Linked DNA regions of Homo sapiens: all the other regions are linked to region 3. A link is a loop called in an ENCODE intact Hi-C map of the cell type or tissue named here. Cell type or tissue: heart right ventricle. All regions are shown on one strand.

Region 1 (4,000 bases), 230 kb after region 3:
AACTGAAGGAAGTCACAATTTATTACCGCAGAATATATTTCTTGGATGTATTTTGAAATGGCTGCCACAGGGCCAGCAGACTGAAGTGGCCCTGCAAAGCAGTCTTTTGTGGCAGAAATTTGCATCTGTAGAGAATCTCCATTAATGCAGCTAATGTTTCCTAGATCCGTTTCTAGGCCCTTTCCTGGATCTAGGATAGATTAGCCGAGAGTCTGACACCTTTAATGTTCCAAAAAGAGACACCACCTAATCTCTCTGAGGGCTTCTACCTCTGAGGTTTTGTCAGAAGCATGTGAACCCGAGCAACTCCATCTTGAATAGGAGCTGGGTAAAATGAGGCTGAAACCTACTGGGCTGCATTCCCAGATAGTTAAGGCATTCTAAGTCACAGGATGAGATAGGAGGACAGCACTATATACAGGCCACAAAGATCTTGATGATAAAACAGTTTGCAGTAAAGAAGCCGGCCAAAACCCACCAAAACCCACATGGTCATGAGTGACCTCTGGTCATCCTCACTGCTACACTCCCACCAGCACCATGACAGTTTACAAATGCCATGGCAACATCAGGAAGTTACTCTAAATGGTCTAAAATGGGGAGGCATGAATAATCCACCCCTTGTTTAGCATATCATCAAGAAATAACCATAAAAATGGGCAACCAGTAGCCTTCGGGCCTGCTTTGTCTATGGAGTAGCCATTCTTTTATTCCTTTACTTCCTTAATAAACTTCCTTTCACTTTACTGTAAAGACTTGCCCTAATTTCTTTCTTATGTGAGATCCAAGAACCCTCTCTTGGAGTCTGGATCGGGACCCCTTTCCCATAACAGTTTTCGTCTACACAGCAAGACCACCTTTGCTAGGCAAGCCTCCTATTCTGCCCCTCCCATCACCTATCTTGCCACAAAAACCTGATTTAACAGCATAACCTGTTTCTTCCCATGCTCTGAACCAACTGTCTTTCTACAACCTCAAGGTGGTATATAAGCTTCAGTATCTTACTGGGGGTTGAGTCTTCATGCTGAAGGCTCCTCTGTATACATGTCAAATACATGTGTATGCCTTTTCTCCTATTAATCTGCCTCATGTCAGGAATTTTTGAACCTCCAGAGGGCCAAAGGCCTTGACCCCTACACAACAAAGCTTATTTCTTACGGTTAATTTTGAACATTCTAAAGCCAGAACTAGTGTATTTAATTTTAAAATGTTGTGCTCATTGAGTAAAAAAATGTAAGATTGTCCAGAAACATAATATTTATCTTAAACCAAAAAGCTTAGTCACTAGATGATTTGAATTTCTCTTCCATTTTTACATTTCTGGTCTGTGTCTTCAGCAACAACCATGATTTTTCTTCCATTTGGTAGTAATTGTACCTTCAACACCCCAAAATAATTTTTGAAACAAAGTGTTCAATGTAATAGCAATGTTATGAACCAAATTCATAAAATCACAAACATAGGATGTATCATATTTATAACAAAAACTTGGCATGGCCCAGTGGCCTTCTAACCAAAAAAAAAAAAAAAAAAAGAAAAAAAAAACGCAAAACAAACAAAAAATAAAACCTTCATTTTATAGCATTATTGTGTCTTTTTTTATTTAATCATTGACAAATAGTACTTTCTTATACTTCAAAGTTTTAAATGCTGAAATATCTTTTATGCATCAATGTCCAAGCATTGACTTTACAGTATTTTTCTCATTACTCTGAATTTTAAGAATTATGTTTGATATTAAGTTAAAATTTATTTGCTCTTTACATCAATCTATAATCAAGAGCATTTCTAAGAAGCTCTCTTACGATTCTCAAATAGGATTGACAAAATAGCTCTTTTAACTAATGCATATATAATGCAATAAAGGGCAAAACTATAATCTACGTATTTCATTAAATGCTTTCTGAAGGCAGGACCCAATTATCAGAGGTTCAGTTTCTTCACTACTTACGGTCGAATCTTCAAAAGGTTTTCTTTGTCTTGTATTGTTTGCGGTAGAGTAAATGGTTGCATAGGTGGTTGTGTGCTGCTCCCTACTGGAGAATAGCAAAGTCATGAATTCATGGGTAAGGCAACAACGAGTCTTCTTATCATTGTTTTCCCAGCTCTGTTCAAGATAGAAATTTAGGGCTCAGGTATATTTAAGCTTTCATATTTTATGTCCACCCTAGACTATGTTTCTAAGTAATAAAATAGGTTACAAATCTAGTCCACAAACATATGCCACACTCACTCTAAATGTCAGCAAATGATGTCCTCTTTTATTGTATTTATTTATTTTTTTTGAGATGGGATCTCACTGTCACCCAGGCTGGAGTGCAGTGGCATGATCTTAGCTCGCTGCAGCCTCAACCCCCTGGGCTCAAGCAATTCTTCCATCTTAGCCTCCCTCATAGTTGAACTACAGGCACATGCCATTACGCCTGGCTAATTTTTGTAGAGACAAGTTTTTGCCATGTTGACCAGGCTGGTCTCAAACTCTTAAGCGCAAGTGATCCTCCCACCTCAGCCTCCCAAAATGCTGGGAGCCCCCGCACCCGGCTGATGTTCTCTTTTAATTTATGAAAAAGATTAAGGCCAACATAACAGAAGGACATGGATAATGGTTAAAAGCAGAGTTAGACAGGTCTGGCTTTACATCATACCTTGATTGTCCTGTGATATTAGGTAAGTTGCCTAAACATTAAGCCTTACATTTTATCATCTATATAATGTGAGTTATCCCACGAAATGTTAGTTATCTCATAAGATCATTGTGAGAATTAAATTCCATGCAGAAAGCACTTATCATGGTTCCTGGAATATAATACATGCTTAACAGGTGTCAAAGTAACAATGATAATTCAATTAGCTACTCGATATTTTCTGCAACCAAAACCAAAATTTCTCCAAAAGCAACTTCCCTCCCTACCTCAGTATGTCCCTATAAGAATTGTGTCAGGTTCTCTTGAAGGCTCCGCCCACACTTGTGTTCTTTGTCTTAAGCTCTATCGCATCACCTGCTACTTTTCTCTATTAATGAATCCCTCTTTTAAACTTCTTTTCCTATGTACTGATTTTTCCTCCCTGAGCACAAACAAACACGCTTTTCTGTTTTGAGATTTAGCCCTATCATGACCTTTTTTTGCAAAACCAAAGTTTCTAAATATGAGTCTGCATTGGCCACTTTCCGGTCTCTTACTCCTTGTTACGTAGTACTACTTTTCTCACCCTACTCAAACTCTTTTTTTCAGGGTCACCTATGTTTGGTCTCCTTTTGGCCACATTTAATATCCATGTCTCTATTCTTGCTCTCTGTGAGCTATTTGCAGCCTCGACTTGGTTTTCTTCAGTTTCAGAACACAGCTCTCTTTTCCTCCCTTCTTAAATTTCCCCTTCATATTGACTGCTTAAATATGGACATAGCCTTGAATTATCATTTTGCCTCTTTCCATTTTGTTCTGTACTGTTTCTGATCTTATCTTTATTTTTGTCTTATCACTCATTGCCCCCTCTGTGAATGAGTCTCATGTCCACCATTATCAGCCACATTTCAGTATGTGTTCTAAAGCCCGATGGCTGTCTTTATTTCGAGAGCTCAATGATATCTTTTCCCCAAACCGTCTCCTGCTTAGTTTCCATATTTTTTATGTTTTATACCTTACTCAGGCTCATGTTCCTAGATTGATCTTGATTTATTTCACCTTCCTATTCCCTATCATCAAGTCTGTCAAAAGTCTTAAGTCTCCAGAAACTTTTTCTTTTCAAAATCAACTATTCTTTTGTTTCTATTCCCAGAGCTTCAGTTCTAGTTAGGGTTCTTATCTCATGATACCAAACAATAATTGTCTCCTACCTGAACCCCCTGAAGCTACATCCTTTACATTCAAAGTGGTTCAAACACTTTCGTAAGTCCTGCCTTTCTAATCCAGTGCTTTCTGTATTCCTTCTTTGCTGAAAACTTTCATATTGATGTCATTTCAGAGTTTTATAGAGTCAAAAGGAAATAAAGTTTGGAAAG
Region 2 (4,000 bases), 110 kb after region 3:
GGGAAATGGAGGAGGATATCACTCCCATTGTACAAGGAAGACAAAAAGTGTTTATTTCCTTTCATGTTGATTAAATTTCAAAGGGAAAGGTTAAAATGGAGAATATGAAAAACAGAACTTTGGTCCCATATGTTCTCATTGCCTTGTGCTGTAAATTTGAAAACACTATGTGAACTGGCAGCCTCCAAGACCTCCAATAGCAGGAACTGATATAATCTAAAATTAGATATTAATGGGGAAAGTTTCTGGGGTTATTCAAAAATGTCCTTTTGTTTGTTTTCTTTTGTGTCACTAAGTAAATGTTATAAATTGCAAGTCAAAGGTTCTGGGATGCTTCCAAAAGACAACTCCCTCTTATACTGAGCACAGATTCTGGGATAATTATGGATAACTAATAGGAATTCATTATGAAAGAGAACAAGACTCATCACAGTAAACTAGTTGTGTTAAAGGAACAAGTGAACAGACAGAACTACCACTTAAGAAAATAAAAATGAGCTTTTGTACAATGATAAGGGGTAGATAGTTACCAACATTAATAGTTGGGAAGTTAATGAAAAAAATATTTATGACATGTACCAATTTGAGAGTAAGAATGAGAGAAAGCTAAAACTAAGAACCTTAGTGAGTAATTGCTTCTGGACAAAATCCCTAGCCTTCAGTCACAAACTCAAGCCTGACTTGTTACCAATTCAATAACACCTTTCCTAAAACTACCCCTCATTCTTGTAGAACAAATATACTCTCTGCAGTTCCTCTGCATAGAATATGTATTTCTATTTCATATTTATATTACTTGGCTTTATACTAAACAAAGTGGACAAATGCCATTCAATTATGCATATTACAAATAATTATTGGTCACATTCTACTTACCAGAAAAATGTACCAGGGTCTTGGTAAATGCCAGTGCAATGGTACTGCTACAGAGGGTTTTACTAGCTAGTGGGGGAGATGGATAATAAATAAATAATAAATTTATGAAGAAAGGGCTTATAAGTCTATTAATTTGACAAACTGGTATGGCATTTCAGATAGAATTAAGAGATTTAAGAATGCAAAAATGTATGATTGGGAGAGAAGGGGACAGAGCAGGCTGGTGAGGAGATGGTGCTGGATAGGAAAGCCAAGACCTGATACAAGGGACCTGAATGCCAGGCCAAGGAATTAGACTTGATTTTCTAGGCCAGAATCTTAATTGGTAGGGATTCAGAAATCTCTATTTTAACAAGCTCTCAGGATGATTCATATGCTAAACTACCCAGCCTAATCAAATAAAAGAACCCTTTGGCCATTATCAGACATCAATAGTATGGCTTATAGATTATTTTTCTAAAATGATATAGCATTATTATTGTCTTCACATTCTTAGAATTATTTGTTGTTAAAGTTATATCAGTGATTTTTAAGTTGAAACAAGAAACTGTCATTTTCATATCTCAAACATTAAAATATCAATAGTTAACATATATTTCAATCTAGTTACTAAAATTTTACAAGTATTTAAAGAGAATAACATCACATATTATAGGGCTTTCATAACCTGGACCTTGATTATTTAACATGTGAGCTTTATCACAAACCCTTCAAAAATTAGGTCTTAATGAATTAATGTATTTATTGCCCATTCATGTATCTCGCTAACATTAGTTGAGTGCCGAATCCAGGGGTCAGGTCTAGTTCTAGACTCTAGAGATACCACAATGAAGGTGACTACAAAATCTCTGTAGTCAGAGAGCTTATGTTAATGGCCTGAAAGATCTTTTTAAAGTGATCTTCCACTAGACTTGAAGTAGGAAAACCTGGATTCTAATTTTGTCTTGGCCCTAAATTTGATGGTTTATTTGAGAAAAATATCCAGATTTTTGATCCATGACATAAAAATGTTTATATGTACTTTTACATAATCTCTAAATATCTCCTAGGCATAAAATTTCAAGCTTCTATTTTTCCACATATTTCATAAACTTCCAGGCTTTTCTCAGATATTTATACCATTAATTTTAATACCTTACTTCACAATATCTTTATTTCCATTTTGTTCATTCTCCTTATAGTATAGTTCTTATAGTTCTATTTTGTTTATTTCTTTTATCACTTTTGTCAATTTTTACAAATTGTCAGATAAAATCGTATGTATTTATCATGTACAACATGTTTCAAGGTGTATTTACATTGTGAAATGACTAAATCTAGCTAATTAACATATGAATTCATTCACATAGTTATATATTTTGTAGTAAGAACACCTATCCACTCTCTTAGCATTTTTCAAGAGTTCTATATATTACTAATCATATTGTAATACATAATAGTATCACTATATTGTACAATAGAGCTCTTGAACTTATTCCTCCCATCTAACTGTACTTTTATATCCTTTGACCAACATCTTCCCAGACCCCTTTCCTCAACTGCCCCAGCCCTTGGTAACACCATTCTACCCTTTGCTTATATGACATCAACTTTTTCAGATTCTACATATGAGTGAGATAATGTGGTATTTGTCTTTTTGTGCCTTGCTTATTTCACTTAACATTATATCCTCCAGGTTTCATATTTTAAAATTGGTACCCCTGACAAGTGTATTTACTGTAGTAGTCCATTTTCACGGTGCTGATAAAGACATACCTGAGACTGGGAAATTTACAAAAGAAAGAGGTTTATTGGACTTACAGTTCTACGTGGCTGGGGAGGCCACACAATCATTGCCGAAGGCAAGGAGGACCAAGTCATATCTTACGTGGATGGAGGCAGGCAAAGAGAGAGACTGTTCAGAGAAACTCCCGTTTTTAAAAACATCAGATTTCATGAGACCCAATCACTATTACAAGAACAGCATGGGAAAGACCCACCCTTATGATTCAATCATCTCTCACTGGGTCCCTCCCACAACACTTGGGAATTATGGGAGCTACAAGATGAGATTTGGGTGGGGACACAGAGCCAAACCATATCATTTCATCTCTGGCCCCTCCCAAATCTCATATCTTCACGTTTCAAAGCCAATCATGCCTTCTCAACAGTCCTCCAAAGTCTCACCTCATTTCAGCGTTAACTCAAAAGTCCACAGTCCAAAGTTTCATATGAGACAAGGCAAGTCCCTTCCGCCTATGAGCCTGTAAAATCAAAAGCAACTTAGTTACTTCCTAGATAGATACAATGGGGGTACAGAAATTGAGTAAATACAGCCATTCCAGATGGGAGAAACTGGCCAAAACAAAGGGCTACAGGCCCCATGCAAGTATGAAATCCAGCAGAGCAGTCAAATCTTAAAGCTCCAAAATGATTTCCTTTGATTCCATGTCTCACATCCAGGTCACGCTAATGCAAGAGGTAGGATCTCAAAGTCTTGGACAGTTCTGGCTCTGTGGCTTTGCAGGGTACAGCCGCCCTCCCAGCTGCCTTCACAAGCTGATGTTGAGTGTCTGTGGCTTTTCCAGGCCCATGGTGCAAGCTGTCAGTGGATCTACCATTCTAGGGTCAGTAGGATAGTGGCCCTCTTCTCACAGCTCCACTAGGCAGTGCCCCAGTAGGGACTCTGTGTGGGGCCTCCCACTCCACCTTTCTCTTCTGCACTGCCTTAGCAGAGATTCTCCATGAGGACCCCACCCCTAGAGCAAACTTCTACCTGGGCATTTAGGTATTTTCTTGGTTCTTCTGAAATCTAGGCAGAGGTTCCCAAACCTCAATTCTTGACTTCTGTGCACTCGCAGGCTCAACACCATGTGGAAGCTGCCAAGGCTTGAGGCTTGCACCCTCTGAAGCCATAGCCCGAGCTCCACATTGGCCCCTTTCAGTCATGGCTGGAGCAGCTGGGATGCAGAGCACCAAGTCCCTAGGCTGTACACAATGCAGAGACATTTCCCCCATTGTCTTAAGGATTAATATTTGGCTCCTCATTACTTATGCAAATTTTTGCAGCTGGCTTGAATTTCTCCTCAGAAAATGGGATTTTCTTTTCTGTTGCACTGTCAGGCAGCAAATTCTCCAAACTTTT
Region 3 (4,000 bases):
AATGGAAAAACAAGTAAAACCTAATAATTCTAATGATAGGATTAATTACATGAGTTCTAGAGTATTTTAAAATAGATAACTTTGTTGTTTGTCTACTCACTGCCACAGCCAGATTGAGAACTGTGAAGTTGTCAGCCTCTGTTCCAACTGATAGTGAAGGTTCGAAGATGGCACCATTGGGCTGCAGGAAAGAGACTGTGTTGTCCTCAGCGTCCTGGGTTACATTTTCCTTGGCTAGAAAACGAACTCTAAAGAAATAGCAGTAAACAAAATTCAAAACATTTGTCATATGTGAACATTAGATCTCAAATGTCATTCATTCAACAAATGATTTTTGAACACACAGAATATGCCAGATAGATAGTATGTAAGCAATGGTGTTAAAATGAGAAATCAGCCAGGGTCTCTAGCAAACTAACGAGAAGGGGTCTTAAACTGGCAAACTGGAAATTAAAATAGTGAGAGAGAAGGAATATTGTTATAATGGAGACTCCATGGGAAAACACAAAACAGATCCAGATCCAGATTTAGAATGGTCAGGGTAGGGGTGAGGGTTAAAACACTTTTTAGTACAAGTCTACATAAATGGTCTATGTAACAAATACAAGTTTAGTTAGGTAAAGTACGGCAGATGGTAGCATGCATAAGAACGAACATAATATGTTTTGGGAAATGCAGATATTTGAGTGTGGTTGGATTACAGAGTAAGAGGTGAGGAGAGTAGTGGAAATAAAGTTATTGAAACAAGTAAGATCTCAAACATAAAAGAGTTGCATCTAATACTCAAACGAGACTTTATCCTGAGGATAAGGAGGAAAAAGTACAGGGGCTTCAGCAGGGGAATATTTAGAGCACATTTTCTTATATTAGAAAGAATGATCAAAATACAAGGCCTATCCAGCACTGCTTTTTCCCTTTTTCAGGACTTCTTTAATGAGAATTAGAGATAAGAATATAATTTCCATTTTTAAGGGTTATAGACTAACTTCCCCAGCCCCTCAAGTATATTGAATACTTTTGCTAGTTCTAATCTCCTGACTCTAACATATCTAGGCTGCAAAGTACCAACTACATTTTAGGAACGCGGTGAAGGGTGATTATTACAGGAAAAATACATTTCACAAGTGGAAGATATTCACTGAGAAGAAATAAGATATATATCATAATTGCACTGTCATATTTGAATGCCTGTGAAGTGAGTAGATAGCCAAGGTAAAGACTTAAGCAATTGGACTGAATTTTTTAAAAACCCATTTTATTCCATTATAATAAAAATGTAAATTCCTACAGGGTAGGGGTTTATGAGTGTTTTGTATCTCTAAGCATCATGCCTGGTATATAATGAGTTCTCAGTAAATGTATTTACTAAACAAATGTCTCAGATTCTTTAAAAAGAGGATTCAAAGTTGGCTAGAAATATATTTTTAATATAATTTTATTAAAACTACTATTCTTGAAGTACTGCAGACACACAAAGAATATAAAAATCTGAAACAGCACTCAGGACAATTGTATTTTAAATTAGTGTGCATATTACTAATATTTCAAATCAAAGTACTTCAATTTTCAGAAATATGCCCATATATTAAAACAATAGCAACATAATTGTCACGTTACCTAAAGTGTACTGACAACATTATACCAGTAGATGGCAGTCACTAGAAGAAAAATCCTTAAAACAGCCCTGCCTTTAGAATGTTGTTTTAAAAAGGGAACATAATTACTGAATTTTTTGTTTAAAAGTTAGACTGTATGGAAGTTTTGGAACGTGTTTGTTTATAAGGTCAAGGGAAGGAATTTATGCTTTTCTCAAGATTACTTTTTATATTCTTTCCAAAGCAAAGTAACTCAAAAAATGAATTACAGATCTAAGAATATTCTGAAGGAATTACAGCATCTTCATAGAGATGGTGTAGGTAGAAACACACATAAGATCTCAACCCAAGCAATTTCGTGCTTTGATTCAGGTCATATCTTGTCAAAGTGTAATCAAGCTTACTTTAGCAGACAATGGCCAAATACAGCCTGTGGTTCTGTTTGAGGAGGGACATTCTCACATACTTCCAATGTCAGATGGATTTAGGGTATAATTAGTTATGAAAAAGCATGTTTAGCTCAACACATGCACTATCAAAGTGTTAATTTTTTTTCTAAAAGGTACTGGTTGTTTTTCCATTATTTAAGGCACTCAGGCAAACAATAAAAGACTATTTTGGTGACATGCTGAGACAAGATGACCTACAGATAATCAGGAATCCCTTTAAAATTGTTACAGAAAGAGCTATTTATGGATTCTAAAATTTAGCTGTAAATGCAACTGTTCTTCTCCAGTCTTTGCTCCATTGCCTCTCTAAGCAAACCAAATATATCTAACACATCCCCTTTTTGTCCCTTAGAGAGATAGGTTAAAGGCTTTAAGAATAAAATATAGATCAGCTGTCAACTACCAGAGGAGAACTATTTCAATAATATGTTTTCTCATATCCCAAATAATATATTTAAAAGTGAAAAATATGGTCGGGCATGGTGGGTCACACCTGTAATCCCAACACTTTGCGAGGCCAAGGCACATAGATTGCTTGAGCCCAGGAGTTTGAGGCCAGCATGAGCAACATGGCGAAACCTTGTCTACAAAACAAAACCCATAAAAATTAGCTGGGTATAGTGGCATGCGCCTGTGGTCCCAGCTACTCAGGAGGCTGAGGTGGGAGGATCACTTGAGCCTAGGAGGTTGAGGATGCAGTGAACTGTGATCGTGCCACTGCACTCTAGAGTGGGTGACAGAACAAGACCTTGCCTCAAAAAATAAACAAAATTAAAAACAGAAGTGAAAAATATAACTTCCCCCAAACAAACAAAAAAAATCATGATGAGTTCTCAAATTCTAACAACTATTTTCTTTCCTCACACTTACTCAGTTCACTTAGGTTCTATTTCTTAAACAATTATGCTGATACTCTCCTTAGGTCATATGTGAATTCTAGATTTTCATAAGTATATATACACCTATGAATACATATATATATATGTGTGTATATATATATGGTACACCTAACAACATTCTTTGCAACAAGATACTTGTATAGACTCTTGCTAATAATATAAAAACTTTAAGACCATGAAGAAAATTCTAAGGTAAGATGTTTTTGTACCCATAAAAACTAAGTCTTCATTGACAAAATTATGAATTGTCACAGATGCGCACAGAGACACCCGATTCGGGTAAAACTGCTAAGACAGGACATGCACCAAGGCCCTCTGGGGCTTATATGTCATGTGCTATGGTAGTAGGCACCACCCTCACCATGCCTGTTATTTCATTTTATTTTGGGTGTGAATTTTCAATCTGGAAGCATAGTAATGCTTTGGGGAAGAAGGAAAATTATACAATCATCCGATAACCAAAACAGATAAGATGCTAAAACTACAAATTATAAAAAATCATTAGAAATACAAAACTTTGTGATGAGAACTAATCATGGTGTATAACTAGTTGTGATTATCCATGAGGGAAAATACACATTTAGGTAACAAATTCTATAGCAGAACATAACTATGTTTCCATATGGATACCATAAATATATTCCTAATCCTTGGTTAAGGTAGTGTTTTTGGCACCTCAATCTCCCCCTTTTTTCCCTTTTTAGTGAAAAAGACAGAGTGTCTATAATTGAAATGGAAGAAAAGGTATACAAAAATCTAGGAGCTACCAGTACCTACATCTGTGTGAACATGGACAAGTGACCTCACATCCACTGGATCAGGCATTTTTAACTCACAAAATGACAGATTCTGGCTGATCATTTCCTCTAGTTCTAATACTCTAAGATTCTGTTCAAAAGTGTGTTAAACTATCAGGGAAGGCAGAGGAAAGATATAAAATATTGTCTCAACACTAGAGGAAATATAAGAGTGAAACTAAAATAGATCAATGTAAACATCTATATGACCCAGAAGTTAATTTGAATATAAATCTTGAGTAGGTACCGCAGTTAGGAAA
Region 4 (4,000 bases), 220 kb after region 3:
CTCTTTACACTCTCATTTATTTGTTTATTATTATTATTATTATTTTGAGATGGAGTCTCGCTCTGTCACCCAAGCTGGTGTACAGCGGCGCGATCTTGGCTCACTGCAAGCTCCGCCTCCCGAGTTCACACCATTCTCCTGCCTCAGCCTCACGAGTAGCTGGGACTACAGGTGCCCACCACTGCACCCAGCTAATTTTTTGTTTTTTAGTACAGAAGGGGTTTCACCTTGTTAGCCAGCATGGTCTCGATCTCCTGACCTCGTGATCCACCCGCCTCGGCCTCCCAAAGTGCTGGGATTACAGGCTTGAGCCACCGACTCTCATTTATTTTTTGCTATAAATTTGTAAGTTTTCTAAGATGGCAGCAATGATTTCAGAAAAAAAATTTGAGGCAGGAGTAATAAATGACAGTGATTTTAATATTCTACAGATTAGTACAACATGATATAAATAAGAATAAGGAGAAAAATTATGAAATTCTGCTTATGATGAATAAACTGCAATAAGAGAGGTGCCTTTATTCAGTGAAACCCTTAGAGGAATCATAGACACTATTAAGTGAGAGAAATCCTGTTATTAACTCCTTCCTTCTCCCACCTGCTACCTTTGAAAGAAGTAATATTGTGTGATATGAATCAACTCAGCCTATTGCTCAGGAATGTAAGATCTGAAGCCAGACTCCTTGGGTTCAAACCCAGGCTCTACTACAAGTTCAAACCTAAGCTTTACTACTTGCTAACTCTGTAACTCTGTGACTTAAATGCTGAGCTTCAGTTTCTTTATTGTTTGTTTGTTTGTTTGTTTGTTTGTTTGAGACAGGATCTCATTCTTTCACTCATGCTATAGTGCAGTGGTGCAAACATGGCTCACTGCAGCCTTGACCTTCTAGACTCAAGCAATCCTCCCGCCTTAGCCTCCTGAGTAGCTGGGGCCACAAGCACACACCACTATGCACAGCTAATGTTTCAATTTTTTGTAAAGAGGAGGTCTCATCATGTTGTCCAGGCTGGTCTCAAACTCCTGGGCTTAAGTAATCCTCCTGCCTTGGCCTCCCAATGCAGCTGGAATTTCAGGTGTGAGCCACCATGCCTGACCCAGTTTCCTCATTGTTAATATGACCCTAATAATGGTTTCCTAATCCATTGATTTGTTATAAGAGGTATACTAATGTATATAAAGTACATAACACAATACCTGGTACATATTAAACATCAAACTAGCTGTTATTTTTGTGACTGCAGCCTTTTTACAAACACAGAAGTGACAAAAAGTACACTGAAAAGCCTCTGAAAGATTCCCAGTTTCCAGTCTGACATTGAAGGAGCTTGGATGAGGTCACTCTATCCTAAGAAGTAAAGTTTCAGTTGGCTATTCTGATACTTTTTCCTCTCCATATACATTTTAGAATCTGTTGTTATCTACAAAATAACTCGCTAGGGTTTTTACTGGAATTGTGTTTAATCTATAAAGCAAGCTAGGAAGAACTGACATATTGATGAGTACTCCTATCCATGAACATGGAATGTCTCATTATTTATTTAGTTATTTGGTTTTTTCATCAGAGTTCTTATGTGTGGACATAACTATCTATACACAAATGTACTTTTACATGTGGGCGTAAGTAACTATACACAAGTGTTTTTGTATTTTGTTTGTTTGTTTGTTTTGTTGTTTTAGAGACAGAGTCTCACTCTGTTGCCCAGGCTGGAGTGCAATGGCACAATCTCAGCTCACTGCAACCTCTGCCTTCCGGGTTCAAGTGATTCTCCTGCCTCAGCCTCCCAAGTAGCTGGGATTACAAGTGCCCGCCACCATGCCCAGCTAATTTTTGTATTTTTGGTAGAGACAGGGTTTCACCATGTTGGCCAGGATGGTCTCAACCTTGTGATCTGCCTACCTTGGCTTCCCAAAGTGCTTGGATTACAGGCATGCATCACTGCTCCCAGCCCCATACACAAGTGTTTATAGCAGCTTTATTCATAAGTGCCAAAACTTGAAAGCAACCAAGACGTCCTTCAGTAGATGAATGAATAAGCAAACTGAGGTACAATGGAATATTATTCAGCTCTTAAAAATAAAGCCATAAAGCTATGATAAGTCATGCATAAAACTTAAATCCATATTACTAAGTGAAACAAGCCAATCTAAGAAGATTATGTTCAGTATGATTCCAAGTATATGGCATTCTGGAAAAGGCAAAATTCTGGAGCCAGTAAAAAAATCCATGGTTGCCAGGTTGAGGGAGGGAAGGATGAACAGGCAAAACACAGAAGATTTTTAGGGCCGTAGAACTAGTTTGTATATTATAATCATGGGTAGAAGTCATTCATTTTGTCAAAACTCATAGAATATACAACACCAAGAGTTCAGCCAGCCCTGCATGAATTAAACATTTTCTCTATTGCAATTTTCCTGTCTTAATGAATCAGATCTATCTGGGCAGTGGGCAAAATTAACCCATTGGGTGTTTATGCTACCTTTTCTCCCTCTCTGTCTCTTTCTCTTTCTTTTTTCTCCACTTCCTCCTCCCTCTCTTGTTTTGTGTTCCTTCTTTTAGAAGACACTTCTTTTATTTATTTTTTTCTCTCATGCTTCATGAAATACCTACCCTTCTTGTAATATCTGAAAACTAGCAATCGCCTCAGTATCACCTGAACTAGTCTTTGTATCTGTTAATGCTCCAAAGTCCTGCAACTAGTGCTGCTAAATTCTCGGAACTATCACCTTGAGCCTGTTATACATTTTCAAGGGTAACTCTCAGATAACTGAAAATATCTTAAGTGGTTCCTGCATTGCTATAAAGAAGTACCTGAGACTAGGTAATTTATAAAGAAAAGAGGTTTAATTGGCTCATGGTTCTGCAAGCTTTAAGGAAGCAGCATGGTGCTGGCATCTGCTCAGCTTCTAGGGAGACCTCAGGAAACTTACAATCATGGTGGAAGGCAAAGCAGGAGGGAGCAGACATATCACATGGCAAAAGCAGGAACAAGAAAGAGAGAAGGTGGGGGGTGGGGGATGCCACACACTTTTAAACAACCAGATCTCATGTGAACTCAGAGCAAGATCTCACTTATCACCAAAGGGATGTCCCAAGCCATTCATGAGGGATCTGCCTGAATGACCGGAACACCTCCCACCCAGCCCTATCTCCAACACTGGAGATCACATCTCAACATGAGATTTGGTGGGGGACAAATATCCAAACTATGTCACAAACTCTATAAACTTCCTTAATTTTCTGAACTTAGTCACCTTTATAGATACATTGAGGATAGTCCAACTGCTTTTTGTTGAGAGACAATTCTCCATTAAACTCTTACGTTATTCCACATTCAGGCATAACAGCCAATTTGCTCTACGACTATCTTTTTAGGAAGGCTTTTATAAACAGAGAGCCAGGGAAAGATGGAGACAGACTTCCTCTGTAGAAAATTTATACTCTTTAATTTACTTCCATGGATAGAGAAATCTTTCTTCCAAGAAACATTCCAGAACAATAATTTAGAGACATTTCTCTCCCCTTCTGGGAGGGGATTTGCACTGTTATGCATTTGATTGCATAAGAATACTCTCACAATGAATTTTTGTTGCTGCTTTACCTTGTTTATATTTTCCAATTTACTTTATTTTTTCTGAGCTTCAGTCTCCTATGTGTAGATTTCTAATAATACTAGAACCTATATTTTTGGATTGTGTGAAAGATTGAGTCATTATGCCTATTAATAGTAATTAATTTATTACTATAATTGATATATATTAATTCATACACTAAAATCACTCTTTTGCATTAATTGGATTTGATTACAGATATTTAAAAACTTAATTTTTAAATCTAAATTACAAATTTCTGATAGTATGTTTTACAGAAATAAATACTTCAATGAGATTAAAATGCTTCCCACATTAAAAAAAAATGCAAAATATAATTATCTTCCTGTTTGTTGCAAAGTTTATGAAGCTGTTTGTTTTCCCTCTACTTTTCATCAAATTTCTGCAATT
Region 5 (4,000 bases), 190 kb after region 3:
CAAAGAAGCTGACTCATCAGAGCAAATTAAGACATAGCCATTGAGTTTGCTGTTACTCTGATTTTCATCTCAGAGATGCTTCAGATGTTTCAGATTTGGAGAAAAGCCATTTGAAAACATTATGTTGTAGAAAATAAAATATGTAGGAAGTATATGAGGCTCCCTTTTTTTCCTCCTCCTGGGGAGTTTATGTCCCCCATAGAACCCACAAATTAGAGTTCCCATATCTTAATTCCTACTATTATTTTTATCATTAACCCCCCACACACCAAAAAACAAAACTATTAGCATGAGAGAAATAAGATGATTTTTCTCTGAGGTAAAATATTTGGTCACTCTGCAGGAAATCTGAGCAATTACAAAGTCACCTTAAAGAGAGGAGTTTCTCAGACTTTTAAGATGTGAATAGAATCTAACAATATATAATCTAATTGAAAATGTGACTAAAAGAATACAAATATCAATCGGAATGAAAGAAAATGGCATAATTGGGCATAAAAGCAGGGAAAAGGAGACTACAAAGGTTGACAAGACTAATGCAAGTTCTGCTTAGTGGAGAAAACTTACCTGAGGCATCCTAGAATTCGATTCCTACAGCCCTGCCATCACTGCTGTGGAAATGGCACATCGGGCTCCCTTAGCACAAACATTCCATTACTCTTTGTCTTGGCTCCATGACTGGTTTGTCATTAAGCAATGGAAAGGGGTTTTTTATTTTCCCCCCCTGAGGTGGGGATTAGAGTGAAAGAGATTAGGACTATGGAAATCCTTATGGGTTAAAAACCCCGTGGGTGGGGTTAGAAAGGGTGGTTTCAGTTTGAAAAGCCCACCAGGAGTTTAAACCTAGTAATGTATACTCTACCCTCAGGTCCCCCAAATCCATAAGTTAATCATCATTGTTCAATCACAGCATCACAATTCTTTGCCAAAAAGTGATCCACAATATATTCATATATGACCAAATGGAGCCTATATGTACTACATCTGAAATGCATTAGGTGATTATCTTCATTAAAAGAAAAGAACGAAACCTCCCAGAAGAAGGGAGTTTAATTTTTTTGCCCAGTGACCTGTTTGACAACATAGAACTACTGCCTGGCCTGGGAGAAGGATAGACTCCACAGTGAAGATAATTTCTGTCCACTAGTGAAGGTTTGAGAGCCAACTGCAGGCACTAGTACTAGTTGTGCACCTCTGTTCTAAGTAAATAGACTTAGCAAGTTAACAACTTTCACAGCATAGCTATCATAGCCACGGAATCTATCGAACCTATCGTGGTGCCAGCCAGGTACATAGCAGCCTCAACAAATATCAGCTGAAATAATAATTCTTAGGCAATTTGCTTAAGGGTCCCTCTGAAAAAATAAGAATGCTAAACTTACCTACCTTGCAAGTTCCTGAAGAGGTTTAAATGAGTTAATTGCTGTAAGGTGCTTATATACCCGACAAATAGTAAACTCTTATTAGGTGTGTTAAATTAAGATTAATCCATTACAACTGGTGATGTGGAACATGAAAGTCATGATCTCAACTATTTCTATTTCCACCACATTTTATAGTTTAAATGTAATTTATACTTTAAAAGTAATTTCAACAAAGAAAGAAATAAAACTCCAGTTTACGAAGTCTGAAAAACACTAAGGTTGTTTTTATGGACTAACAAAACAGTTCATGAACAATTTAAATTTCTGAATGCATATTTATCATCCTTGTTTCTGTAAGAATGTTGTTTAATTTTTAAAAATTAAATGTATTGGTTAATTTTCACATAATATAACCGTAAAGTCAAACTTTGGTCCCCTTCCTCCATTTATTTTGCAAGCCTGAAACTGCAATTTGGTAATTAGTAGCACATATAATATTCTTTATACACACCAAATTTAAATTTCCACACTATTAACTATTGAACTCTTAACCATTATCTTCAATATTGTGAGCATCTTCTCTTTTAGTCTACTGCTTAATGGAGTGATTTTGCATTAGTACATTATTTGGGGAATATTAGTTATATATATCTTTACTTGGTTCATATGTGAAATACGAAGTATAATATATTGTACTTTTGATTATTTTCAATAATCAGATCGGTAGACATTTATTACTCCAAATATAACTATTACCCGTGAAGTCTGTACAACTTGGATGCTTTTTGGTACTTAATACCTTGGTTGTAAACTATTATGATAGCCCCATACTTTATTTCTTTGCTTCTAATCTCTTCCTCATTAAGCCCAACTTCTGGACTCAGATCAAAGTGATCTAACACAACAACAAACAAACAAAAAATGTCAATTCCCTATCTAAAAATCACCCATAGTCTTCTATAGTCTGCAATATGAAATCTACATTTCTCATGTAACATGAAAGGACCAGTAAATCCACTGCTGGCTGATCACATGAGGCTCACTCCTGAAGTACTTTGCTCTTGCTGTTTCCTCTGTCACCTTTGCTTATAACATTGTTTGCTCCAGATATCCATTTGGCTCAACCCCTCATCTCCTTAGGTTTTTACACTTCTGCTATCTTCTACAACTCCTGATCACTCCATTTCAAATGACAACCCACCCCCTACACTTCCTATATGGATATCTGAAGTCTATTTTCATATGGATATTTCCTATTAAGTCTATTTTCAGATATCCATATAGGATATCTGAATCCATTTTGGATATCCTATAGGATATCTAAAGTCTATTTTGAAACACACACACCAATCACTACCACCATCACCACCAGTTTAAAAGCTTCTTAAGGCTGAATCCTTGGTGCCTGGCATATAATAAGTGCTTAGTAAATATTTATTGAATAAAGGATGAATGAGTGGATAAATTGATAATTATTAGGCCATATAGCTCAGTGTTTTTACCTTATTCTTTATGTTCCCAAAACTATAAATTGCTTGCTTACCCCAAACATGCTATGTTCTCTCATGCCTTGATAACTTACACATATTTATAGAAAACATGTGTAAGTTATCAAGGCATGAGAGAACATAGCATGTTTGCTGTGTTTCCTGCCTCTCTATTCAGTTAACATGGAATCTATTCGTTTACTTAGCAAATATTTTTTGCATGCCTGTTATGTGTTGGGCATGGTGCCAGGAACTAGGAATACAGCAGTTACTAATACAGATAACGTTCCTGACCTCATGAGGCTGCTATTGTATTAGGGAGATGATAGATATTGATGATTACCATAAAGGAAAGAAAGTGATGCTATAGAAGGTAAATGGAGGGTGGAGAGAGGTGTAATTTAAATGGACGCTCCAGGAGGCTTCTTTATGGAGGAGATATTGATGCTAAGACTTCATAGTTGAGAAAAAAAGCAACCTTGGAAGGAAGAAGGAAATCTTTGTCACAGGAAAAGGAAAGAGACTGTGTGTGAAAGCCCTGAGGCAGCAAACATTAAACAGCTCCTTTGATATCAACCTAACTTTTTACTGCCTAGCTCCTAGTTTTTAAAATTGAGTCCTCGATCCACAATGATCTCTTACCAAAATATAAAAGTAGAGGAAAGGCTGAGTTTTCAAACACCTTCTCTAAGTGTCATGATCCCTCAGGCTAACTTAAGTCTTTCTGTATGCTCACATTTTACCTTGTATATTAGAATATTTTTTACATAATATTATAGTAACTTATTTGTTTTTTTCTCTACAAGACAGAACGTTCTTCGAAGATAGGGACCATATCTTTTCATCTTTGTGCTAGTAGACCTAGCACAGTGTCTAGTACATAGAATGCAAACAATAATTGTTTGAGTAAATGAATGTAGAAAGACTTAAGAAAATAGGCAAGAATCATAACATCAGAACTACAGTAACTTCCAATCTTCTTGCAGTTTCTTTTCATTCAAGAGAATATGTCTAAACTTTTATCAAAATCTTCTGTGGCTAATGAATGTTTTACCAAAACTCTAAACTCTTTTAAACTTCCCAGTTTCTCAAAGTCAGTGTGTAAATTATTTTATTCTAGTTTGCACGGAGACAATTTTAAAAGACTGT
Region 6 (4,000 bases), 140 kb after region 3:
TAATACGGGAGGTGAAAGCCCAAGTACTTTGCCCAGAGTTCCGCTTCAAGATTAAGAAATCACTCCCTTGGCTGACAGGTCACAGCTTAGGCCTTGCTCAGAAATGACCCTCAGAGAAAAGGATCAGTTTTATCCTCTTCCAGGGCAAACATACATTAAATTTCTGTTTCTTGAAAGAGATACAACAGTCCAGTCTTCTTGTCTTTCTTTCATATAAATCTGTACAACTATCTCAGCTTCAGAGCTCCCCACAAGATTGGCTGAGTTCTCTGTTGCAACTGCTGTGTATCCAATTCCTCTCTCTTCTGATATTGCTTCCCTCACTCACCTATAAGGGTGGCTTCCAAGAACACTTTCTAATAAAATTCCTGTATGTGTTTTTCATCTTAAAGTCAGTTTTCAGAGAACGTACTCTAACACAATTTTTTTTTAGTGAGCTTTTTTTCTGGACACGTTATGTGAAATTCTAATCTTTCATCTTCATCTCCATCCCCCTGCTCCTTACCTCTGTTCTCTGTTTGGTTTTTCTTAGCAACTGTCACCATCTATAATTCTATATACTTTACAGATGTATCTTATTGTCTGTGTAAATTTTAACCTTACAGATACATACATACACAGGTACAAATACTAGAAATTAAGCTCTATGAGGGCATGTCTCTAACTATTTTGTTTACTGCTGAAACTCTCATTCCTGACATATAACAGGAGAACATTGTTAGGTAAACAGATTCCTAAAATTCCAGAACTAAAATTTCATATTTGAAATCATTTGGGAAGGAGAATTATGCAATTTTAATACAGAGTAAAGAGCTCTTTAATACTATACATCTATTGATCTTCCACCATTCACCAATGATTTCAACAAACAAAATTTTATTTTATGTACTACCAGCTTAGAACCCACAAATCGAAGAGAAGAACTAGAGAGAATGGCCACTGGAAAGTGTACTGTCTGGGTGATGAGGAAGGACAAACCAATTGCAGCAGATTCCTCTAGAGAGATCTCAGAAGTGAAGAATCGCCCAGGCTGGGCCTGGTGGCTCACACCTATAATAACAGCAGCTTGGGAGGCCAAGGCAGGAGGATCCCAGGAGTTTGAGAGAAGCCTGGGCAATACAGTGAGACATTCTCTCTACAAAAAATTAAAAAATTAGGCAGAGTGCAGTGGCTCACGCCAATAATCCCAGCACTTTAGGAGGCTGAGGTGGGTAGATTGCTTGAGCTCAGGTGTTTGAGAACAGACTGGGCAATATGGCAAAACCCCATCTCTACCAAACATACAAAAAAATTAGCCAGGCATGGTGGTGCACACCTGTGGTTCCACCTACTTGGGAGGCTGAGGTGGGAGGGTCACTGGAGCCTGGGAAGTCAAGGCTGTAGCGAGTTATGATTGTGTCACTGAGCCTGGGTAACAGAGCAATACCTTTTCTCACACACACACACAAAACCTAAAAAATTAAAAATTAGCCAAGTGTAGTGGCATGTGCCTATAGTCCAAGCTACTTGGGAGGCTGGGGTGGGAGGATCACTTGAACCCAGGAGGCTGAGGCTGTAAGTGAGCTGTGATTGTGCCAGCACTATGGCCTGGGTGACAGTGCAAGGCCCTGTCTCAAAAAAAAAAAAAAAAAAAAGAAAAGAAAAGAAAAGAAAATATAAAAGATCAGCCAATGGATGTTAGTAGATGTGAAGTGTAATGGTAGGTTCTTTCTTAATGAATGAGTACTATGCAAAAAAAGTCATCTGTGGAAGAGCAAGATATCCCTAGTGAGGAAAAGAAGAATGAGTAAAAACTAAAATGGGACTCCTAGTTCGGAAAGAGTAAAAGCCCACCTATAATAGAGACTGTTATGAGAAGTACAGGCATAACTCATTTTATTGTGCTTCACTTATTGTGCTTTGCAAATATGGGAGTTTTTTTTTTTTAACAAATTAAAGGTTTTTGTCATCCCTGCTTTGAGCAAGTCTATCAGCATCATTTTTTCAACAGCATGTACTCACTTTGTGTCTGTGTATCATATTTTGGTAACTTTCTCAACATTTCATACTTACAATTATTGTTATATCTATTATAGTGGTATGTGATCTTTGGTATTACTATAGTAATAGCTTTGGGGTACCATGAACAGTGTCCATATAAGACAACAAACGTAATGCACGTGTGTGTTCTGACTGCTCCACCAACTGGCCGTTCCCCTCTCTCTCCCTCTCCTTCGGCATTCCTAGTCCTTGACACAAAACAATACTAAAATTAGGTCAATTAATAACCCTACAATGGCCTGTAGGTATTCAAGTGAAAGGAAGAGTCACATGCCTCTCACTTTAAATCAAAATCTGGAAATGATTAAGCTTAGTGAAGAAGGCAGGTCAAAAGATGAGATGACAAGCTGAAAGCTAGGCCTCTTGGAACAGTTAGCCAAGTTGTGAATATAAAGGAAAAGTTTTGAAATAAATTGAAAGTGCCACTCCAGTGAACACACAACTGATAAGGAAGTGAAACAGGCTTATTGCTGATATGGAGAAAGTTTGAGTGGCCATGGATAGAAGATCAAAACAAACACAACATTCCTTTAAGACAAAGCCTAATCTAGAGTAAGGCTCTAACTCTCTTCAATTCTATGAAGGCTGAAAAAGGTGAGGGAGCTGCAGAAGAAAACTTGGAAGCTAGCAGAGGTTGGTTCATGAGATTTAAGAAATAAGCCGTTTCCAGAAGATAAAAGTGCAAAGCAAAACAGCAAGTGCTGATACAGAAATTGTGGCAAATTATCCAGAAGATCTAGCTAAGATCATTGATGAAGATGGCTACACTAAATGCAGATTTTCAATGTCATTAAGTAGTCATATTACAAGAAGCTGCTACTTAGGACTTTCAAAGCTAGAGAGGGAAGTTAATGTCCAGCTTCAGAGCTTTGAAGGACAGGCTGACACTCTTTTTAAGGGCTAATGCAGCTGGTGACTTTAAGTTGAAGCCAATGCTCATTTAACATTCCAAAAATCCTAGGGTCCTTAAAACTGATACTGCTATGCCTGTGCTCTATAAAAGGAAAAACAAAGCCTGGATGACAGCACATTTGTTTGTAGCCTGGTTTACTAAATATGTTAAGCCCTCTATTGAGACTTACTGCTCAAAATAAAAGATTCCTTTTGAAATATTGAAATTGACAATGCACATGGTAATTCAGAGCTCTGATGATATACAAAAAGATTACTATTTATATACTACTATATAAATACTCCTAAGAAGTTATATAACAAGGACAACAAAAAGTAGTAACTATTTTCTTGTTAGGCTTTATGTAAAAATCAAGTTTGTGTTGTTTTCCAAGTTATCGATATTCCTATACTTTAATTTTAAAAAGTATTGAAACCATGTTCAATGGCCAATGAAACTGCACCTCTTGATGTTTAATATATGGTGTTTATCTGTAAACATTTATTTTGTTAATATTTACACAGTGATTTATAAAAGATTATAAACTGCTGAAGGCTCAGAGGATTGTTAGCATTTTTAGCAATTTTTTTTTGTTAAGGTATGCACATTGCTTTTTTAGACATAGTGCTATTGCACACTTAATAGACTACAGTATAGTATAAACATAATTTTCATATGGCCTGGGAAACTAAAACATTTGTGTGATCACTTTACCGTGATATTCACTTTATTGCGGTGGTCTGGAACAGAATCTGCAGTATCCTTGAGGTCTGCCTGTGATTGGGAAATATATTTGGATAGTTAGATAGTGCTAACTATATTATTGAGTACATGGTATGCTCATGTACTCAGTAATAACATATGTTACAGGAGTAACACAGGAGGAAGTAGTAAATATAGAATCATTTGTTTTTTCCAGCCAGAAAGGAGTAATAATTAAACTTGCCTTTGAGGGAATTTAGCCTGGCACAATCAGACCGATTGGACTGGGATAGAGTGGAGCCTAGAGTAAGGAAACCTAAGTGAGAAGCTGTTGCAACAATCAGGGCTGAAATTGCTGAGAAATAT
Region 7 (4,000 bases), 55 kb after region 3:
ATTAGCAAATCTCCAAGATGACCCTCGGACCCAGAGTGAAATGGACTGAGCTAAATGTTTCTCTCTGGCTTCATCCAAAACTCAGTACATGCGGCAAAGACATCTAAGAGACTGAGCACAGTAGCAAGCACATCTAAGTTTTGCATGCAGACTGGGGAAAAGGACTAGGACATCATTGAGAGGCATTAGGTGAAATGAATGAGCTTCATGAATTGATTCACTGAGACATTCTCAGCATCTGTGAGTTTATATATTTAGCGTCTTGTAAATTATAGAATATTTCTCTATTAAATCCCATAATTCATTTTGTGAGTAGAGGATCTGTCCTATATTGTAAAAATAAACAAACCCAGCCAGACATGCTGGGAAGAACAGCAGTAGTAACATTCCATTAAACTACCTACCTGAGAATTTAATACAAAAAAAAAAGTTGCACAGATCTACGTATTATGTTACAGTAGAGCTCTACATCAATTTGGATATTTTTAGAAAAAGTGCTAAACATAAGAAAGAAATGTATCTAAGTTATTTACGTGATTCAAAATTCTTAAAATTTTAGTCATAGTCCTTAGTAGAAGATGAATATTTTGATTTAGGAAATATTTAGACAATATTTTAAATAAATGAATAAAATCTCTCTATTGAGTGCTTATTATGTATGAGTCAGGTACTGGGACATTGCTGTTACTAACACAAGTAGTTACAAATGGAATAGCTCCATTACCTTTATGGAGTTTATATGCCGGCAAGATGCTCCAACTCTAGGCAATAGCAAAGGTCTGTAAGGAATGCTCTTATCCCTGTATATTAAGCTTATCACAGCTCATACCTTTCTGCACTGTAATTCTTTGTCTATGCATCTGCTTAGATGTACCTATTGCCCAAACAGCTCTTAAAAGGATGGGGCTAATAGAAATTAAAGGTCTTCCCAGGAGACCAAGATAAAATCAAGACTAGTATTTATTCCCCATTTCAGATGAAATAGTTCAAGAAGAAATAATTTTAGGAAGTTATCAATCCTAAAGCTTAGAGTCCATACTACAGATATTTTATTCTGGAGAGGCTTCCTATGTTGTGTGAAGTTACTTAGCATTTTAAGAGTAAATGATGCAAAAACGAGAAGCTTAGAGCAAGCAATGGAAACAACTCTGACAGTATCTTCCTTCTAGTCCTTCTGGAAATATAACTGTCACTCATTTGGTCCATTTTTTTTCCCCCAGAGACTGATAACACTTTAAGGGAGCTGTTGTTGTGGGGTCATGGGGAAAAGTGTCCATAAAATGATGAATATGCTTTCACCATTAACTAACAGTTTTTGTTTGTTAACCTTCATCAAAAGTTTCATTCTATATGAACAAGGTTCAGAAAACCACCTGTAAAATGATCCTAGATTCTTATAAATGTTTAGCACAATGTTGCTTCTAATAGCATTTCCTAAAGCAGTGTAGGTGTTCATTAAATATTTTTGAAAGAGTATGTCAATGAATAAAGGTATGTGAAAGATAGCAACTCCATCATGTATTCAAACAAAATAGGTATTTCATGTTTGAGGGCTCAGTCTTAAAGTAGATATCCAGTTTACTTAAAATTTTGTATCTTCTCTGGAAAGACAGGATGCTTTGGGTTCTATTTTCTGAGACCATTGTATTGAACACACTAATTTTTATTACTTCACTTCTAAAACTGACCAGAATGAGATACAAGAAGTAGATCTTGCAATGGCATTTGCTACATTTTACATAAAGTTACAGTGAAGTTCCAACATGGGACCAAAGGAACCTCCAAATGAATTTCAATTAGACTGAAGTGTTCTTATTAAGTCATGGTCGTAAAACATGACATGACTAATATATATTTTTTTAATTTTCTAAAAATTTAAATGAGAAAAGTAATATTTATAAGACTTAATGAGAAGGAACAACATTAATGAAGAGATGAAACTAATAATAATTTATTTTTAAAAACTATCCTCATTTCACCTTTAAACATCACAAGCACTGAAGGGCAAACAATGGTTTTCCATTTGAGCACAGTCTGGAGTCCTTGGTGAATGAGCCAAGCTGTCTCCTATGTCCCCTCTAATGCTTGCCAATTTTCTGTCATTTCCTTCTTTGTACTATAGTGTTTGTGTGACAAAGGTCTCTGAGTATGTTTCAAAACATCTTTAGCTATTTAGCAGGGTACCAACAAGCACGTATCTAAAAGTGTTACTTCTCCACGTGGTTTGTCAGAAGATACAAATCAGAATTCACTTTACCCTTTTCCATAAAGAAATGACTTGAAAGCTTATTGTGGAACCAATGGCATACTTTGCTAAAAAAAAAAAAAAAAAAAAAAAAAAAAAAAAAAAAAAAATTCCAGTGGCTTAGCCAATTACTGTACTTCTATATACAACAGAACACTAAAACTATTTACTCAACTATATTCTTTTTATATTCATTGCACACTTATATCTGTTTGCAATCATTTACTTTTCCTGATGAGCATTTATTGTTTGTGATTGAACCACTGTGGATTAGACATGACTGAGGATTCTAGTCACATGATATGGAAACCCAACCTCATTCCCCTCCTCTAGTACCTCCTCTTGCTCCTCACAGGTGGCAATAAAGTAACCTGTTGTGAAGCGCGTTGCACACACTTCACAATTTTTATCTGAAGTGCACTTCACTCATTTTATAGCATTTCTTTATTTTTCAAAACAATTTAACCTGAAGCTTTGTTTGTAAATACTAAGAATATCAGATTAAATTCCTTAAGTAGTCATCTTAATCAGTAATTTGTGCCAAAAGCAAAATGAGCCGCAGTCACATCAAGAACTTTATATTTCTTTGCTCTGAAACATTTCCTTCCATTTAATCATCCCACTCTACAACCTTAAGCAGTCTTTTTCAATCATTTCTCAGCAGTTTAAAACTCTTTTTTTTTTTTTTTTTGCCTGACTGTAATTCTTGAGTTCCAGAGCTTATCTTTTCCCCAGGTGAAAACTGTTTTATTATCCTCAGGTGTTAGCTTTCTTGAACTCTTAGAACAGTTAATTACACAGTTATCATTATCCTTTACAAAAGTATCAGATTCCAAATAATTAGTATTTGCATAGTACATCATTTGAAAATATTTTTCCTTTCCTCTTGTCAGGATTACAGAAGTCTCATATATTGCCCCACAAATCCACTTTTATTATTTAGTCAGTTACACCTGAAAACAAGATAGGTTGCCTATTTCTCTTTGAGATAGAGATCCCATCTGAATTGTGAGTTCTCTCAAGGAGTGTCAACAAGTTTACCCCTTTGGAAGTATTAGCCTTAAATGGTTCCCCAGAATTCAGTCTAGCACCAACCAACCATTCCCCAAATAATAAAAGAAAGTGACCTTTTTTGTAAAGGCAAAGAAGCCTATCTAATTCTTTTCCAGGGCTTGTAGAATAGCAGAATAGCATGGAGAAACAGAAGGAACTGCTTTTCTTTTTTTGTATCAACCTTAATTGTGTCTCGAAATATGCATAACTTAAGTTGACTTTCTGTATAAGTAACGACTCTGTCATTCCTGGCGGTGTTGTCTGATCTTATGTAGCCATATTATGAAACACACCATATAATAAAAATTCTGCTATGTAACAAAATCTGCCCCCACCCCACAAATAAGACATGTGGCACCCACACTCAAGAAAATTTCTATGATCACTAATGATTAGTAAGTTTTATGTATAAAAAGATTTTTGTTTTCTTCTGTCTAGGAGTCAAATTGTTAAGATTGGTCTTTTAGGTTATTTCTTAAATATATTTGTCAGTTGTGACAGCAAGCCAAAAAACATTTTCAGAGTTCCATGAAAGAAGGTCATTCAAATTCTAGTCTCATTTTAAATACATATTTTTTCCAAGTTGGAAGAGGATAATCAAATTGGCCAGATTTTTAGAGCATCCTTCTGAAAAGATTAATCTTAAAAACCTATCAGAAAACATAAATAAGAAATCTGAAGGAAAAGAAGTTTCAGGTACAA

The links. Hi-C counts contacts between places; a loop is a spot of excess contacts. Peaks named below come from ENCODE experiments on the same cell type or tissue, not always from the same donor. Only the 100,000 strongest peaks of a DNase experiment are listed, where the experiment ranks them.
Region 1: it touches region 3 in a loop (7-fold over the local background); 86 of 110 quality-filtered maps call a loop at or near these places.
Region 2: it touches region 3 in a loop (2.8-fold over the local background); 6 of 110 quality-filtered maps call a loop at or near these places.
Region 4: a loop joins it to region 3, with 4 times the contacts of the local background. A loop is called at or near these places in 85 of 110 quality-filtered maps.
Region 5: a loop joins it to region 3, with 2.8 times the contacts of the local background. A loop is called at or near these places in 13 of 110 quality-filtered maps.
Region 6: it touches region 3 in a loop (4-fold over the local background); 18 of 110 quality-filtered maps call a loop at or near these places.
Region 7: it touches region 3 in a loop (2.5-fold over the local background); 10 of 110 quality-filtered maps call a loop at or near these places.

Annotation. Positions count from the first base shown.
Region 1 is chr7:80,426,664-80,430,663 of GRCh38, reverse strand. No RefSeq gene overlaps it. Among named protein-coding and RNA genes, the nearest start is that of GNAT3, 83 kb to the left of the region's middle. In heart right ventricle, a CTCF peak has its summit at 2,033 (motif pointing left); a DNase peak (open chromatin) is centred at 2,026.
Region 2 is chr7:80,545,310-80,549,309 of GRCh38, reverse strand. It overlaps LOC124901685 (a long non-coding RNA gene), which reads right to left. Exons shown (of 3, transcript XR_007060402.1): 2 at 3,043-3,119; 3 at 2,643-2,770. Among named protein-coding and RNA genes, the nearest start is that of GNAT3, 35 kb to the right of the region's middle. In heart right ventricle, no CTCF peak of the experiment used is centred here; no DNase peak of the experiment used is centred here; H3K27ac peaks cover 1,701 bases.
Region 3 is chr7:80,657,311-80,661,310 of GRCh38, reverse strand. CD36 (CD36 molecule (CD36 blood group)) reads right to left here. Exons shown (of 15, transcript NM_001001548.3): 5 at 101-248. Among named protein-coding and RNA genes, the nearest start is that of CD36, 21 kb to the right of the region's middle. In heart right ventricle, CTCF peaks have their summits at 1,484 and 1,684 (motif pointing right); no DNase peak of the experiment used is centred here; H3K27ac peaks cover 4,000 bases.
Region 4 is chr7:80,435,103-80,439,102 of GRCh38, reverse strand. No RefSeq gene overlaps it. Among named protein-coding and RNA genes, the nearest start is that of GNAT3, 75 kb to the left of the region's middle. In heart right ventricle, no CTCF peak of the experiment used is centred here; no DNase peak of the experiment used is centred here.
Region 5 is chr7:80,462,814-80,466,813 of GRCh38, reverse strand. All of the region lies in intron 5 of GNAT3 (G protein subunit alpha transducin 3), which reads left to right. Among named protein-coding and RNA genes, the nearest start is that of GNAT3, 47 kb to the left of the region's middle. In heart right ventricle, no CTCF peak of the experiment used is centred here; no DNase peak of the experiment used is centred here; H3K27ac peaks cover 121 bases.
Region 6 is chr7:80,515,847-80,519,846 of GRCh38, reverse strand. No RefSeq gene overlaps it. Among named protein-coding and RNA genes, the nearest start is that of GNAT3, 5.8 kb to the right of the region's middle. In heart right ventricle, a CTCF peak has its summit at 2,189 (motif pointing left); no DNase peak of the experiment used is centred here; H3K27ac peaks cover 1,434 bases.
Region 7 is chr7:80,602,706-80,606,705 of GRCh38, reverse strand. It overlaps a transcript of CD36 not described here. Among named protein-coding and RNA genes, the nearest start is that of CD36, 34 kb to the left of the region's middle. In heart right ventricle, no CTCF peak of the experiment used is centred here; no DNase peak of the experiment used is centred here; H3K4me3 peaks cover 3,920 bases; H3K27ac peaks cover 4,000 bases.